2 separate regions of the Homo sapiens genome follow, and region 1 is linked to region 2. The links are chromatin loops, found by intact Hi-C in ENCODE. Cell type or tissue: MCF 10A. All regions are shown on one strand. Links, peaks and the distances in the headings refer to the core of each region. The heading gives the core; the rest is flanking DNA. Region 1 overlaps LRRTM4 (leucine rich repeat transmembrane neuronal 4). Region 2 overlaps LRRTM4 (leucine rich repeat transmembrane neuronal 4).

What was found. Hi-C counts contacts between places; a loop is a spot of excess contacts. Peaks named below come from ENCODE experiments on the same cell type or tissue, not always from the same donor. Only the 100,000 strongest peaks of a DNase experiment are listed, where the experiment ranks them.
Region 1: it touches region 2 in a loop (5-fold over the local background); 3 of 110 quality-filtered maps call a loop at or near these places.

What each region holds. Positions count from the first base shown.
Region 1 is chr2:77,318,588-77,327,945 of GRCh38, reverse strand. All of the region lies in intron 3 of LRRTM4 (leucine rich repeat transmembrane neuronal 4), which reads left to right. Among named protein-coding and RNA genes, the nearest start is that of LRRTM4, 200 kb to the left of the region's middle. In MCF 10A, for the core only: no CTCF peak of the experiment used is centred there; no DNase peak of the experiment used is centred there.
Region 2 is chr2:76,949,470-76,958,827 of GRCh38, reverse strand. All of the region lies in intron 3 of LRRTM4 (leucine rich repeat transmembrane neuronal 4), which reads left to right. Among named protein-coding and RNA genes, the nearest start is that of LRRTM4-AS1, 32 kb to the left of the region's middle. In MCF 10A, for the core only: a CTCF peak has its summit at 4,890; a DNase peak (open chromatin) is centred at 4,877.

The DNA.
Region 1 (9,358 bases), core at 746-8,745, 370 kb before region 2:
TCCCTCTTTCTATGATTGCCCCCACACTCCCTTTCAAAAATTTCCTCTGCTTTTCCCTCTTTCTCAGTTCCTCTCTTTACTCTTTTCTTCTTTCTTGGCTTCTTATTTTCTTTCATTCTGTTTTTCTTCCTTTTTTTCTAAGTCATACTTACATTTTTCTTTCTACACACCAGCTATTGTATTGGTTTCAAGGGGGATAACCCTGTGAATATCACTGGGTCGCCTTCTCCCAAGGAAATGTACTGTCTAGAGAAGGTAGGCCTTTCTATAATTAAATGGAGGAAAACAGAAGGCAACAAATAACATCAGTCTCAAATCCTGTAATTACATAAAAGAATAAGAAATCCCTCAATTTTTCTCCTTTTCATTCCTACCTGTACAACATATAACCTTTTGTTCTTTTATTTCCTTACCTACAGGGAATTTGAATTGTTTCTTTAAATAAAAAAATGTACCATGCCAAAGGAACAGTTTTGCATAACAATCTTTATTATACATGGCCAAATAGCTTCTCATTGTTATGGATAGGCTACAAATCACCCTGTAAAAACTGAACTCTATGCCCACGTAAGTGGTATGTAATATTGGAAAGCTGTAGGAGCTGAGAATCTCAAAATTATATATAAACATAATTTGCATCACATTCTTGGGTTACTCCATTTTCTTTTTAAAATCTATCATAGCATTTTTATATTTTATACCGTATAATTAGGCTTACAAGTTATTGGAATTCATACAAAGTTATACTTTAGTACCACAATAGGTATAAGTAGCTTAATATAAATAATTAGCTTGACCGCTATCCTTTTGCCCAAGTGAAGAGCTATCCTACTCCTTTCTTTCAGGAGGAAAATCTTTTTCCCTGCTCCTTTACTGTATCCATCATAGAAGAGAAAACTCCAGATTAAAGAACAAAACAAACATCCTTTTGCCCACAACCTTTCCTGCAGCAGAAACAGCTGAGCCGCTGGTTTAGGAAACTCTGAATTCTGAAATTAAAATTGCATGAGAGGAAAATGGAAGCACATAAACAGCATCAAAGAAAAAATTTTGTCAAGTGATGGTCTCAAACACATGTGAAGACGTTTTTGTGACAAGATGGCAACAGAGGAAGGGAAAGTAGGCTGGTAGGATATAACACGTTGTCTTTCCATTCATTGGCTGGAAATAAGGTTAGATTCTATAGATCCTATTCAATTTAGAGATGATGAGAGGAGTAATCCGTTTTGACTATAAAGAGTTATAGGTGAGGCAGAGTACAGTCCTTCATAGCTGTAATCCTAGCACTTTGGGAGGCCAAGGTGGAACAATTGCTTGAGGCCGGGAGTTCAAGGCCAGCCTGGGCAAAATAGAGAGACCCTGTCTCTACAAAAGTTAAAAAACCAATAGCCAGGAATGGTGGCTCATACCTGTAGTCCTAGCTACTCAGGAGGCTGAGGTGGGAGGGAAGCTTCAACCCAGAAGTTCGAGGCCACAGTGAGCTATGATCATACTACTGCTGTCCAGCCTAGGAGACAGAGCAAGATCCCAATTCTAAAACTAAAATAAAAGTAAAATTAAGAAGAGGTATAAGGGAAGAAAGATTTATTTTCCTTGCAATTTCTAGGTTTGTGCCTGAGGCTCCTATAACAGAAGACAGATTAACAAGAGAAAAGTAGATACATTTATTTCATACAAGTTTTACATGATGTGAGAAACTTCGTAAGGAAAGAAACACCAAAGAAATAGGTAAACTTGTTTTTATGCTTAAATTTGATTAAAAGTGAGCAGTCATGGAACAAAATGGTATGATCTAATGATAATAAACTGGGACAACTTAGTAAGATCTGTTTGTTGGAATTTCTCACGGCATCTCTGTGTCTTTGGCTCCTTTCCTCCAGATAAAGGGAGCGCATTTCTCAAATGAGGATCCTGTGACCTGCTCTGGGGGAGCAGAGTGAGGAAAGGTCAGAAAATTACCTTCCTAGGTTTTGTGACCTGCCTCACAGGAAAAAAGCACAGCAAAGCTAAGAGTAGCCTTCTTGCTTCTACTGTTTTCTCAAATGCCAAGGTGCCATATTTGGGATAATGTGTCCTGAAGCTCTTCAGAAGCAAACTATGAATGGTTTAAAAATGATCCATAATGGTTTTGCCTTTAGAGTCAACCATAGATAAAGCTGATGGGCTGCAGAGGTGGGGAAAAAAGCTTTCACACATCTTTTTTCCGATACATAGTACAAAGAACTGAAAGCTGTGAAAGTACTTGATATTATTTCAGAAATAGCCTCCACACCCAAACAAACCAAAAGGGTAAAGTTCCCACACTCAACATAAAAGGGCCCTTAGAGAGGAATTAGAGAGAATTGTGTTAGCAAATGGCTCACTGCCAATTACATATCTTCAAGAGGAGTCTTGACCGTTCTCTCACACTACTCTCTCTCCCATTCCCACGCTGCCTTTACTTTTTATGATATCAATACACTCTAATTTTATTTCCAGTCCTTTCTGAAATCCAGAGCCCTATATAGCTAAGTGACAACTTGACATCTCTACTTGGTTTGTTCTTATAGGTCTCAAACCCAGTGCCTCCCAAACTGAACTCACGTCTTGGCCAGTTCCACCCACAGTGAGAGTAAAAGTTGCTTTGATAAAAAGATTGAGAATCATCCTGGAAATCTTTTTGTCCTTTGCCAAGTGCTCAACTATCTTTTTTTTGTTTGTTTGTTCCCTAGAACCAGAGGCTGATACAGGGATTTGGATATAGAAAATATTCTCTTTGAAGGGGGGCAGTCCTTTGGCGATTTCATTATTGTCTGGGAGTATAGGTATGAAGAATGTAGAGTGGTATATCACTTCTAAGAAATTTCTTGTGTTTCTCTGCAGAAAGGAGAAATTGTGAGCCAAGCAAACAACTAAATAGTAGCTGCTTCAGTGGAAGGGATGTGCATGGAATACTATAACATCTAGTCCATCAACTAACTATATTTAGTTCATTACCAAATTTCATTAATTCAAATTCTTAAATAATTGTTGATTCAGCTACCTTCCTTTATCAGTCTACCATGACCTTGGTTCGAATCACCTACAGGTATTTTTACTCTTCAAGACTAATAAACTCTTCTCTCAATTGTTCTTTGCAAATCTGCCTGTATGCCTGTCCAATCAATTCTTCACAAAATAGTCAGTGACTTCTTAAACAAAATGAAACCATACCATGGCCTTACTTAAGAATCTTGGGACGTATCCCAAAATCTATAAGATGGCCAACAAAATGTAGTATAATCTTGTTTTCGTCAACCTCTCCAGCCACTTCACTAACCATATAAATTCCATACCTCACTCTATTATAACTACAAGAAGATGTTAAGAGTTTCCTAAGAGCACAAAGTTATTTCCTGTCTCAGGGCTGATGTGAATGCTGTTGTCCTTCTCCTAAACCCTTTTCTGGATTAAAAAAAATCTAGAAAAGCGTTTAGGGGAAAGATAAAAATCACATCTTCAGGGGATCCTTATTTCCTGGACTAGATTTGAGCCTCCATTTATATGCTCTCACACTATTCCTTACTTTGGTAGCACTTCTGTCAGAAATATATTTGTGTGCATATGAGCTTACCTATTTAATAATCTGTCTCTTCCTCCAGCCCACAGGACTGTTAAGTCCCAAGAAGGTAAAAACCTTATCTGCTTTATGTTTGCTACTCTGTTTCCCATCTCCAATACACCTCAACACAAGCTAAGCTCTTAATAAATATTTGTCGAGAAAAAATATCAATAAAGTCAAATACATGTGGGATAGGGAGAGAACACCAGAAATATTGCAACCATTTAAGCCTGAGCTCTATAAAAATGAAAACCCCATGTTACTATGTTTATTTAGGTCTGTTTGGAGGTAGTGGTGATGTGCCTGAAGAATCTGTATTCTGTTGGTTAGAAAACCTAATCTGAAAATGAATAAATGCAAGCCTAGTAATTATGACGATCTAATATTTATTGTCTAATAATTATTATATAGGTAATTTTCTATTATACAGGTAATTTTTATACATGTTAGCTCCCTTAATTCTTATATCAGCTAGGGACTATTATTGTCCCCAATTTATGGTTAAGGAAATTAAGAACTACTGAAGTTAAGTAACTCGCCCAAGACCACACAGCTAGATAGTGTGACATCAAAGTTTAAGCCCATTGTCTCATCCATGGTGGAAGGTTCAAATGTATGAAATTTATCATTAGAAAGATGCAGTTCGAATTGCAACTCTGATGTCTTTTAAATGTGTGATCTTAAGTAAGCCATTTAACCTCTCCAAATCTGTTTCCTTAGCTATGAAATGGAGGTAATCAAAGTATCTGCCTCCCAATGAACCATTTAGCACAATGCCTTTTGACCAGAAATTACTTAAATAATAACTGCTATCAATGCCATTGTGATTAGGTATTCATTTTCAAGCAGCAGGAAAGCTACATGAAACTGGCATAAGAAACAAACAGAAATGTTTGGCTTACCCAACAGAAAAGTTCAAACGTAGGGTGGACTCCAAAAAAATGTTAGAGCCTCAACAGTATTTCTCAGCATTCAAGTTTTCTCCCAACTCTAACCTTTGACAGTAACAGCTTAATGCAAAGGCTAGATCCCATTACGTTCTCAAGATGGCAGCAAACAATAAAATGCTGGCCTCTTTCCAGTTCAGAGACTGTTCCTCCGCTGACCACCAAAAAATTCTGGGGAAAAATTTCTGGCATTTAATCTGTTTGGAATAACTTTAATCAGAAAGCAATCACAGTGGACAGGAGATTGTCATATGACAATTAGGTCTGGGTGACTGCCCACTGGAGCAAGAGGAATAGAAGCACAGAGCCAGGTGTATCATAATCATGGTTCCCCCCAGGAGCCAACATCTTTTGTCTATGACTTGTGAAGAAAAAGTGACGCCTCCATGAAACATCTAGATCCTATTGAGAGACAATAAATGTTGGATGGATAACAGATCAATTTGACCAAAAATTATTACTATTGTAGTGTTTTTATTACTAATATAAATATCCATGTAACAGTTATCAGATGCTGACATTTCTATTTTGAAAAACTGGTTACATACAATAAGCTGGGGTGGAAGAAAGAGAGAGAGAGAGAGAGAGAGAGTTTATGTAGTTCCAACATCCCAACCCTCAATCCTGGACTTTCTCTGTTATACGCATAACAAAATCAAATAGATTTTTAAAGTTGTGTGTGAACTGTAGATATATCACTTTTTAAAACAAACTTTGGCATCTGTTTGATGAGGATCGCTTACTGATATTGGATCTGTGAAGCTTATTTTTACCCTAGAACTAAGTAAGTGTTCCTGGCAGAAGCAGTTTTCCCCCGAAGCCATTCCAAACTCTTGTTTTTATCATTGACTACAAAATTTGTATGAATGCATTTTTCTCCTTATTGGATATAGAAATGTTCTAACACTTAGGAAAGTATCTGTTGAATGAATTGTTAAACTTTCCCTATCATGTAGTGAAAGCAGAATAATTTTTAGTTTAACTGTGATATGAGATCACATCTTGAAACACTAAGAGTTTATCCTCAAAGTGGTTAGAGGAGTCAGATGCAGAGTAAACAGTCTTCATGTCAACTATGTTACTTAAAGAGATATATTTGGATCACATAGAAGGAGTGGTGAAATAACACAGTGATATTTAGAGGAAGTTACCCATATATAAAGAAAGTCATATTCTTCCTCATCTACCCATCTCCCAAACCATCAGAAAAATCTATTCGTATAATTGCAAACCTTCTTCACAATGCTGAGAAACAGTGCTTTGGAAACAAAGAACTTGAACTCAAATGACAACTCCACTATTTCTACCTGTGTGACTTGATTTTACTAGATTACCTTTGAAACTCAATTTCTGCATTTGTAATGGGGAAAATTAATTTTCAAAGAAGAAAAAAGTAAAAACCTTTTACCCTCCTACAGCTCAGAATTTCATATCTTAAATTTCAATTTGAAATAATCTTCTTCAATCCTCTCAAGAGAATGTAGAAAATGAGTTCTATTGAATTCACAACAAAGCTATGTAGCAACAGAGGATTTCTTTGTTCTGTGTTTATAATTCATTAGGTCAAATGCTCATATTAACAGTCTTTTAAAGCTCCCAGAATTAATACCTTGCCATATTTTTGAAATCTCAAAAAAATTCTAAATTTATTCATTGCACGATAATCTTTCCTTAAAAATAAAAATCATCACTCCTTTCCTGCTAATGTTAAATTCACACATCAAATTTGGCATGGTTAAAAATATCTATCTAATATAAAATATGAGGATATTTCCCCCCGGTTTTGTCTTATCTCACATTAAGTCATGGCAATTCATTTCTTTTTTCTTTTCTTTTCTTTTCTTTTCTTTCACACACCCCCCCCCCTCCCCGATTTAGCCAACACTTATTTGGAACCTACTGCATGCGAGAATCAGGTAACAACCTGGGAAAGTTAAAACACTTCAGTTTGGATTTTCTAATGTCCCCTGTATGGGAGACCTTTCTAATTCCTGAACTCACAATTGCCTTCTGGTTATGTAAAACTGATTTAGATCAGAAAATACTCTTATTTATATACCAAGGTTTCTAATAAAAGGGAAGCTGAAAAATTGATTTTATTGCATGCACACACATAGACTAAAGCATTCTACCAATAAAATCCACCTTCTGTTTCTCTAGGCTTATAATTTCAATATGCAGAGGGGAATCTCTGTCAGCATGCAAGAGAGAAACATTTTTCTATTGTTTTATCAAAAGATCTGAGGACAGAAAGATTGAAATGCATCCATTTCTAGTAACCACCAGATGGTGCTTTTAGTAATAAAGTTATGAGTTTACTTGAATATTCTTTTTGTCCTTTTTTTAAAAAAATAAAACTAACCAGAAATAAGGATAATATTTTGCCATGACATAATGCAAAGTCTATATTTTTTATTCTTATTAACATGTGTACTTGCAAATCTCAGTACAATTTTTTCAATATCCCTATCAGGTATGTCAAATAATGACAGAGATGAAATATCAAAAAAGCTGAAGTTAATATAAATATTAAAGCTTAATAATTTATTTAAATGTTCTATGTTTATATAGTTGGAGTAATATAACTCCCATTACATATAGATTCACATCTATTGTTTTAATTCATGCCAGTTTGGTAATACATTTTTTTCTCTGTGTATTTAATATTTTTAAATAATAAACATTAAAAATTTTAAATAACTCATATAGGTATAATAACCATGAATATAAGATTTCTGATCTTTCATAACAATAACTTTATTAACATTTGTTCTTACCATATTTTATTTGGTCTCTTTCTTTGGTTCTGGCCTCCATTTCTCTTATATCCACTTAATTGCCTTATGATGTTCTTCTTCTGGTCAGCCACATTGAGTCCTTTTGAGACAGACTTTCTTAATTTAAAATAAGTAGGCAAATAACACTAGGCAGTATTTTTATAATAATTGTAATTTCAAATATCTCATGCGAGCACAACAGAGAAGAAAAAGCCATATTGTAATATCCATGAAGAGTTTCATTCTCCTTCCATTACCATTGTCTATTAGGTGGGACCTCCCTTGTGGGAAATTAAGGGTGTGGGTGAGATTATCTGACAACTCATAACTCGTATGTACCAGTTGTAATATGAGACTACTTTTATTATTATTTCTTTTTCCTTTCAGTCTCTAGTCTCTTGTTAAAGTACCCTCATGTCTGTGTGTGGTAGTCATTTTATCTTTCATTTTTGACTTGAGTATGAATGGATTTGGCAGAGCTGACATTAGTAAGGAAAAGGGAGGGCAGAGGCCTCAGAGTACGTAGTATCTAAGAAGGCTCAACAAAGACCAAAGTAGGGACAATGGAGAGTGACTCGGGAAGCCTGAAATTAATAGGCCGGTTTCCCCTAAAAAAAACAACAGTTAGAGGTGCATGTTACATTTTCTTTTTCACTGTTTATTGAAAGTTAATAAAAAAGTAGTTTAACTTCTAAGTGAACAACGCTAGAAGGGATGTTCTATGATGGTTCTCAGAAAAATTATCCAAATATACAAGCCTAGACTTTGAATCCCAGATGTAAAGCATATATGAATCTTCACCTTTGGGGAAAAATAACACATCTTTAATAGACAACAAATCTTGATTTCAGTGGATGTCAAATCCATGTAGTATGGTTATTTCAAAATGTAGGTGTCCTTAGTTTTAAAGCCAATTGTTAATTGTTCAGAAAGTGCTACATTTGTACGACATACACTCCTATTTGAGAAATTGTGTAAGCCTGTACGCCAGAAAATCTGAGATATTTACTCCCATAAAATCCCATATTGCCTTATTTTACAAGATGTAGGAGAAGGGGACATAAGGATAAGCTGAAGGCATTCAAAAACTCCCTGGTTCCTGAACCACTTACTCCCCTAGGCTCCGCAGTGAGAACCAAATCAGCTTGAAGGGGTGGAGCAAGAGATGGTTGAGTGAAATCAAGTAGCAGGTAGGTGTTAGCTAAATTATTTAATTTTTACTGAAACTTGAGGCTGGCTTTTTTTTTTTTCTTTGATGTGGAGTTTCGCTCTTGTAGCCTAGGCTGGAATGCAGTGGCGCGATCTCGGCTCACTGCAACCTCCGCCTCCAGGGTTCAAGCGATTCTCCTGTCTCAACCTCCCTAGTAGCTGGGATTACAGGAGCCCGCCACCACACCCAGCTGATTTTTTGTATTTTTAGTAGAGACAAGGTTTCACTATTTTGACCAGGCTGGTCTTGGAACTCCCAACCTCAAGTGATCCGCCTGCCTCAACCTCCCAAAGTGCCAGGTTTACAGGCATGAGCCACCACGCCCATCCCAGGGCTGGCTATCAATATAGATGTGTACCAAGCTATACCCATGATAATTAACTGTAGCCCTTGAGTAATCCTGTTAAAAATATTTTCTCTATCTATAAATGGAGAAAATAGCTGTGTCCAGTTATCCTTGACTATCTCAGTTGAAAAAAATAAATTGCACCCTAAGTATACAGAGGGTGCAATTATCTTGAAACATTGTTTCAAGATAAAAAAAAAAGAGCAAGTAGGTATTTAAAAAATCTACAACACTCAGAATTTTACAGAAGTCAATCAGATTTACCTTAGTTTTCTAGTGTTAATTCTTATAAATGTTTATATTGGTTTAGCTTCAAATGAGAGTCCGTTGATGGAAAGATGAGTGTTATTCTCCTTTAAGAAACTACCCATTCTAAAATTATAATGATCACTTTTGTATGCAAATAAAACAGTATTCATGCCACATAAATGAACTGATATTGCCTCTTCCTTTACCCAAATTAGATAAACTATCCTATTTCAAGCCACAATGGTATTA
Region 2 (9,358 bases), core at 639-8,638:
AAAAATCTGAAAAATACTGCAGATTTTACAGTAATTTTGTTGTACACACTTTATGGTAATTCTAATCCCACTAAAATGGTACTCTATGTATCAGTTTAGTAGGATACCTTGATCTTACATTCAGTGAAACATGAAAGTTACCCAAGAGCTATTTTCTTGATTCAAATGAAACAAAGAACATGAGTGAAATTCAAGAGTTATGAAGACCCTCGAATCTGCACATGAGAGATAGTGTGAGGCTTCAGGGCCTCACTGTGAACCTAAAGGATCTTGTATGGAAATGGATGCTGTTTACTTTTTAAATAGTATTTTAACAACTATGAAACCAGCTGTACCAAAAATTTAAAAGGGTTCTATCTGGAACATTCAGCAATATCAGCGTAGGTGTTTCTCCTCTGCGTAGGGGTGGGTGCGTTACAAGCGCAGCTCTTTCAGGTGATTATGGGGCTCAGTTATCTATCTTCGAGTTGGAAAATCCATCAGTACACAATGCCAGAAAACCATAGAGTCAAACTCAAAACTTTCAGCAATCAAGAGTTTCTGTCATAGTTTTTTATTGTTCATATTCTGGATTCCTGGGAAAGATTGTGACAGTAAATTTGGCATTATTATGATGACATGGCCCTCTGCCTGGCCACTGAGTGCAAGAGGTTAGCTATTCTATAAATATTTGATGTCAAACTAAGGGAAAGCTGGGAAGAAATGTTGTATTCCATGGAATTTTGTAGTAAATGAAACCTCCTTTTTCCCATGTGATTCATGTCAAGTGTTAAAGCTTAACTTATTGTCTCAAAAATACTTAAGGCCTACAGCTGATAATAACTAAAATTGGAACAAATAACAATAAAAGACTTTATGTTGATTAAAATTATATATAAATATATATACACACACACATATATATACACACACACAAACACATATATGTATACATATAATCTTAAGGGAAAGCTAGTCTATCTGGCAGAATTATTCAAACCATATCATAAGCACATATGTTTTGAGAAGTGAGCGTGTCAAAACCATGTGAGTGTGTGCCATTATGAGAAACTTTGATTATTCTTCTTATATTCAAGCTTTTACACCCTGTTAATAGAAAGTGCATCAAATTTATAGCAATTTATTAGATCAGTTTCTAATGATGGTTCCTGAGGTACTATTAAATCCATTTGGCACTATCATAAGAGGACAGTCAAATATGATAATCCAAGTTTGATAAAGATTGAAAAATAATTCTGGAATAGAAAACAGGGATTCTTCTTGAAATTGTTAAAGTTGGGTTTAAAATTTAAATAGAATCTCCAGTAAATCTAAAATATTTTTCCTGTTACTTTAGAAAGATTTTAAAATCAAGTAAAGCAGGGTTCTTTTACCTTGAAATTATTTGTGAGATATCTAACTTGTTATCACTGTGGAAAAACCATATAATATGACATTCACCTTTTTAACATACGTGTACAGTAAAACATTGTTAACTATATGCACTTTGTTGTAGAGCATATCTCTAAAACTTTTTCATTTTGCATGACTGAAACTCTACCCATTGAACAATGACTTTCCATTTTGCCCTGTTTCAGACCCTGGTAACCAGTATTCTACATCTGGTTCTAAGAGTTTGACCACTTTAACACCTCCCATAAGGAAAATCATGCATTTTTTGTCCTTCTATCACTGGTATATTTTGCTTAACAGAATGTCTTTAAAGTGTATCCATGTTGTAGCATATAACAATATTTTCTCTTTTCTTGCCAAATAATATTTCATTGTATGTATATATCACATTTTTTAATCCATTTATCCATTGATGGACACAATTTGTTTCTAACTCTTGTTTATTGTTAGTAATGCTGTGATGAACATGAACTTTTCTTTTTTGGGAAGTTTTTGATCACTTATTCAACTTTCTTACTAGTTATAAGTCTGCTAAGAATTTTCTTTGTAATTCAGTCTGGGTGGTTTGTAGGTTTCTAGAAATTTATCCATTTCTTTTAGATTATTCAAATTTTTCACAAAATTTTTCATAGTAATCTCTTGAAATCCTTTTTCTTTTGTGGCCTTATTTGTAATGTCTCCTGTTTTCTTTCTGAATTTATTTATTTTGAATCTTCTCTCTTTTTTTCTTAGTTTCCTAAAGGTTTGTCAACTGATTGATTTTTCAAAAAATCTCCTTAATTTTATTAATATTTTAATTTTTCTATTCTCTATTTTTTCTTATCAAGTGTTTATTATTTTCATTTTCTGCTATCTTTAGGTTTAGATCATTCTTATTTTTCTAGTTCTTTGAGGTATAAAGTTAGATAGTTTATTTGAGATTTTTCTTCTTTTATAATGTAGGCATTTGCTGCTATAAACTTCCCTTTTACTACTGCCTTTGCTACATCCCATAGGTTTTGGTCTGTTGTGCTTTATTTTTGTTTCTATCAGGATATTTTCTAATTTCCCTTTGGACAAATTGTTCCCCTTACCTTTCCCTTCTTTACGTATTAGTTATCCAAATGTGTTTAATTTTCTTTTATTTTTTATTTTTTCAGTTTTTATTCTGCTATTAATTTCTAGTTTCCTTCCACTGTGGTCAGAGAAGACACTTGCCATTATGCCAGTCTTCTTAAATTTGTTAAACCTTGCTTTATGACCTAACAAGTGATCTTTCCTGGAGGCACCTCTATTCTTCTTTGGTTATCATTTGTATGGGATATCTTTTTTCATTCTTTCACTTTTGACTAATGTGTGTTGTTAAATCTAAAATGAGTCTCTTCTAGACAGCCTACAGTTGAATATTATTCTTTGAATCCATTCAACCTCTCTAGGCTTTTTTTTTTAAGTGGGAGTTTTATCGATTTACACTTAAAGTAATTACTGATAGTAATAATTTACTTTTGCCATTTTATTCAATGTTTTCTTGCTGTCCATCTTTGTCAGTTTGGGCTGCTATCACAATTTACCATAGAGTGGGAGACTTAACTAATAACTATTTTTCGTAGTTTGGAGGCTGGGAAGTCTAAAATCAAGGTACTGGTAAATTTAGTGTCTGGTGAGGGCCCACTCTTGGTTGCAGACGGTCATCCACTCCTTGTACCCTCCCCAAGTGGAGAGTGAAAGGTGAGATCCTGCATCTTCTTCTGTTTTTAGGTGGTCATTAATTCCATTCAAGAGAGCTCCACCCTCATGACCTAATTACACTCCAAAGGCCCCACCTCTACATAGCATCGTATTGGGAATTGAGAACTCAACATATGAATTTAAGAAGAACATAAACAGTTCATATCGCTGTCTTGTAGCTTTTTTACCCTCTCCTCTTGCTTCTTTTCTGTTTTATTGAATTCTTAGTAGTGACATACTTTGATTCCTTTCTCATTTTATTTTTCATATCTTATGTCTATATTTTCTTATGATTACCATACATAAAACACCTTATCATGGTAACAATCTGTTTTAAGTAGGTAACAACTTAACTTGAATCACATACAAAAACACTACACTTTTTTTCTCCCAACGGACTTTTTTACATTGATGTCACAAGTCACATTTTTTTATATTGTGTGTCAATTGACCTATTTTAATCGTTGTAGTTATTTTTATACTTTTTTGTTAACTCCTACTTCAGAATTAAAAGTTATTTATACATCACCATTACAGAATTACCATATTTTTATTTATCTATAAATTTACCCTTATCAGTGAGCTTCATACTTTTACATGCTTTCATGTTGCTGTCTTGTGTCCTTTTATTTTAACATGAAGAGTTCCCTTTAGGATTTCGTGGAAGGCAGGTCTAATGGTGATGTACTCCTGCAGCTTTTGTTTTCCTGGAAAAGTCTTTGTTTCCCCTTCATTTCTGAAGGATATTGTTGTTGGTTATGGTATTTATGTTATGGCTGGCGGTTTTTTTGTTTTGTTTTTGTTTTTGTTTTGTCCCCAGCACTTTTACTATATCATACCAAGTCTTTCTGGCCCACAAGGTTTCTGCTGATAAATCACTGATAGTCTTATGAATATGTATGTGATGTGGTGAGTTGTATGTGATGAGTTGCTTTTCTCATATTGCTTAGAAATTGTTTTCATTATTTAATTTTGATAATTTTATTATCGCGTATATCAGCGTGGGCTTCTTTATGTTCATTTCAGTTCTAATTCACTGGGTTTTTCAAATCTGGACTTTCATTTCTTTCCCCAGATTTCAGACCACGTTAGCCAATACTTGTCCAAGTAAGCTTTCTGGCCCTTTCTCTCTTCTTCTTCGTCTGGAACTCCCGTATTTGTTCATTTGATGGTATACTTTAGATCCTTTGGCTTTCATCCCTCTTTTCCATTTTTTTTTTCTTTTTATTTCTCAGGCTGGATAATTTCAAATGACCTATCTTCAAGTCTGTTGATTTCTTTCTTTGGATTGATCTAGAAACTGTAGTGAATTTTTCAATTCGGTCATTGTATTCTTCATATCCAAAATTTTGTTTTTTGTTGGTTGCTTTGTTATTAATTTCTATCTTGCTGATATTCTCGTTTTGTTCATGCATTGTTTTCTGAGCTTATTGGTCATCTTTTTGATGGTTATTTTGAATTCTTTGTTATGTAATTTATATACATCTATTTCCCTAGAGTTTGTTTCTAAAAATTTATTTTGTTTCTTTGATTAGGCCTTATTTCTATTTCTTTACATGCCGTGTAACATTGTGTGGGGATCCATACACTTTGAAAAAACCTACCTCTCTGAGTCTTTATGGACTGGCTTCATTCAGAGAAAGACCACCCCCAGCCTGCCTGGCTAGAGACTCTGAGGGCTTCTCAAATCTTTTATACATGTGGTCTTTTCTCCAGGCTTGTGCACGTAGTTTCTCTGTTGAAGAGGCTTGTCAGTTTCTTTCTCAGGAGGTTGTAGTCTCTTGCTCTCTCTGGTGTCTGTCTGTGGTATTGCAGGTTCTCTGATACTGTCATAAGCTACTGACCTCTCTTGTGCTCTGTAACCTTCAAGCATACAAATTATGCCAGCTCCCATCAGGACTCTGAGTCAGATAAGACAGTAATCAGTACCTCAAACAGTCCCAGAAAAGCTGAATATCAGATGCACATTCTACTCTACTTTTTCCCTCCCAAGAGAGAAGCCACAAACCAGGCATTTAATCCCAATTGTGGTGAATTGTGCTGGTTTCTGTGTGGTATGATGTGTAGTCCAGGGCTTCAATAAGCTGCTGAACTCTCTTTTGATCTCTGTGGACCCCAGACATTCAAGGTATACCAGTTAACTCTCAGTGCTCCTAGTCAGTCCCTTGGGCAGCTTCCCAAAAATGATGAAATATATGATGTATGTTCTACTCTTCTCTTTCCCTCACAAGAGAACGTAATGTGTGTGTGTGCGCGTGTGTTTTCCTACCAATTGTGAGCAGTGCTGCGTTAGGAAAGGTGCTCTCTTGTTTGAAATAAAATAGCATTTTTGCCCGTTTCAAAGCAACTATTCTTGGCTTTGAGGTTGCATGGAGTACTGCCACTTCCTGACTGATTTCTAAAGTTCTCATAGAGGCTTTTTGGTCCATATACTGTTGTTAGATCAGTGTTCCTGTGGGGGAAAAGGTCTGGAATAGTCTATTGTGTTATCATGGTGACATCCATAAACTCTTCTTGTTTGAAGTTTTTCTTTTTTTCCAGGTATACTATTTTTTTTTTTACTTTATTTTTTTTCAAATTTTATTTTAGATACAGTGGGTACATATGAAGGTTTGTTACACTAGTATATTGTATCCAGGTAGTGAGCATATAGCCAATAGGTAGTTTCTTGAACCATTCTCCCATTCTTTTCTTTCTTGTCTAGTAGTCTCTAATGTCTATTGCTCCCATATTTATGTCCTTGGATGCTAAATGTTCAGCTCCCACTTATAAGGGAGAACAGGCAGTAGTTTCCTTTTCCTGCATTAATATATTCAGGATTATGGTCTCCAGCTCCATTTATGCTGCTGCAAAGTACATGATATCATTCTTTTTATGACTGTGTAGTATTCTGTAGTGTATGTGTACCACACCCAGTCCCCCACACTGGCGGACATCGAGATTGGTACCATGTTTTTGCTATTGTGAATAATACGGTGGTGAACATACAAGTGCATTTGTCTTTTTTGCTGAATGATCTATTTTCTTTTGGATATATATTCAGTAATGGGATTGCTGGGTCAAACAGTAGCTCTGTTTCCTAAGTTCTTTGAGAAATCTCCAAATTGTTTTCCACCGTGCCGAACTAATTTACATTTCCACAAACAGTGTATAAGTGTTCCCCTTTTTGTACAAACTTGCCATTATTTCTGCTTTTTTGACGTTTTATTAATAGCCATTCTGACTGGTGTGAGATGGTATCTTACTGTGGTTGTGACTTGCCTTTCTCTGATGATTAGAGACAGTGAGCATTTTTTCATATTTGTTGGCTACACGTATGCCTTCTTTTGAGAAATGTCTGTTCATGCCCATTTTTAAATGAGGTTATTTGTTGTTTTCTTGTTGATTTGTTTAAGTTCCTCATAGGTTCTGGATATTATAGCTTTGTTGGAGGCATAGTCTGCAAATATTTTCTCCAAATCTGCAGGCCATCTGATTATTCTACAAGAGAAAGAAATACATGTCATTCAAACAGGAAAATAAGTCAAACTATCTCTTCCCTGTCAATATGATCCTATACCTAGAAAACCCTAAAGACTTTGCCAAAAGCCTACTATAGCCTACTATAGCTAATATCTACTACAAAGACACATGCACACCTATGTTTATTGCTGCACTGTTGACAATAGCAAAGACTTGGAACCAACCCAAATGCCCATCAGTGATAGACTGGATAAAGAAAATGTGGCACATATACACCACGGAATACTATGAAGTCATAAAAAATGATCTCATGTCCTTTGCAAGGACATGAATGAAGCTGGAAGACATCATTCTCAGCAAACTAACATAGGAACAGAAAACTAAACACTGCATGTTCTCACTCATAAATGGGAGTTGAACAATGACAACACATGGACACAGGGAGGGGAACATCACACACTGGGGCCTGTCAGGGGGAGGGGAGCAAGGGGAGGGAGAGCATTAGGACAAATACCTAATGCATGCGGGGCTTAAAACTAGATGATGGGTTGATAGGTGCAGCAAACCACCATGGCACGTGTATACCTATGTAACAAACCTGCATGTTCTGCATATGTATCCCAGAAGTTAAAGTAAAAGAAAAAAATTATCTATTATCTGAAGGTTTGAGCAGCAATTTCTTATAGTCAAACAAACCTTGAAATTTTTAAGGTTCACCTCTCTTACTGTGACAATAAAGGCTAGGTAAATATTATTTGGAACAAACAAAAAAAAGATGTGGTCCAGTGACCTGCTTTTCTTTAATTAATAGAGAAAGACATTTTGTCATTATGAAGAGTAGAGTTGAAACTCTAGGTTAACGGTAATTATCTTTTAAAAGAAATAAATTGTTTTTTTATAGACTCCGATACCTAGAAAAAAGTGACTGAAAGAGAAGCCATCCTTAAGAATAGCAGTTCATACTCTCCTAATCATTATACGTCTTTCATATTTACCATTAAATTTCATACATGTTGACAAGTTAAATCACAGGACAGATATTTTTACACTGCTAATCACTTCAGCTTTATTGTTCCTTGATGCTTATAAGTTTACTTTTAAAATTTAGAACAAGACTTATAATTTTTTCCAACTATTATTCAGAGCAGCCAATCTATCATTTGACTTTTGTATAAACCTTCTGTGAATAACATCATCATTAAATTACATGTGCTACACTTACTGTATTTATTTCCTCCTTATGATAGAAAACATTAATATGCAGATCTATTCTTAAATCACATTGATGGATTCCTCCTCCAAAGTGTTGAAATGAAGGAAAACAGGCTGCACGTGAATGCATCTGTCTGGTTTATTTGAAGACACATTGTCAGGAAAACAATGAGGTTTTTCTGACATCTCGGAAACTCTAGTTCATTTTAGCCTAGTCTTAATATGGCTGAATCTAGTCTTAATATGGCTGAACCCTTTCTAAAAAGTACCTACAACTGCTCTTGAGTATCTGTTTTATTTTTGTAAGTATTAGATCAGATTTCACTATTTCCTCTTTTCAACATTAAAAATGCTTTCATAGGGCCCTAATTTAGCCAAATGCAGAATGTAGTGTTTGTTTACAACTGTTTGTAAAATCTATTATCTGAAGTTTTGAGCAGCAAATTCTTATAGTCAAAAAAAAATCCATATTAAGCAGATGAGTGAGTATTCATTTTGATTAACCAGAGGACACATTTTTTCCTAAACTTTTCAATTCAGATACAATATTCATTTTTCCTGTTTTGAAGGTTAATAAAATTTTCTTAAATAACTCCCTTTACTTTGCATTAGACAAAGTTTGGAAAGTACAGGCAGGGATGATTTTCTGACATATGCTTTGTTAAGTTGAGATGCATAAGTGTGAGTGAGGTTATAGTGTATTTGTGTCTGACTCCATCCCAATACCTGAAGTGCCCTAGGAAATACGCCTTCCAGGATATGTGAGCTAAAATGTAACATTACCATAGAGACCTTTGAGGTGACTTTTAATATATGTATTTAGACTACTTTTCAGAACTGGTGGTTGCTCTTGTTTTCTGGCAGAGCTATTTAAGGATTACTGAGTTCCCAGTGAAATGCTCTGAAGTGTTTGGGAGGGCTTGCTTAACTATTTTTCCTATGTGTCACCATTACCACTACTGTTTTCATAATTTGTGAATTCATTTCTCTTTGTTTGAATCATGGCCTCTACTCTCACTCATTCATGTCCAAGCTTATGCATCTTACTGTTGTCTTATTACTTTTCACCAGTTTTATATATTTTGTCTTCTATCTTATCTCTACTTTTCCTGCATTTTGCTTTTCTCATGGCTCTTAATTTGGCTATAATGGGACTTAGCCTATGATCTTGACCAGTCAATTATAATGCTGCTTACCTCTTCTCTGTTGAAATAATCATTGCATTTTCTGTGTTTTCTTAATGTCATCATCAAAATATTTTTACACCAAAATCAATAATGTGATTTAAACTATCTTAATGTGTTTGGTGATGCAAAATCTGTTAGGTGGGAGTAAATTATAATTACAGAGAAGTAACACATTTTACAGATACATTAATTGAAACACAGAGGAACTGGATACCAGAGAAGAATCTGAGATCTTCCCACTGTATCCTGTGGCCACTGAGCATCACCATTTCTCTGCTAGTATTTTTGGCACGTTTTTCATGCCACCTTCAACAGCTGAAATTTCTCTCATCTATCAAGTCTGGCTGAAAATGTTATCTCTTCTATGAAGTGTTCTGTGAACTATTCAAGCAGAATAA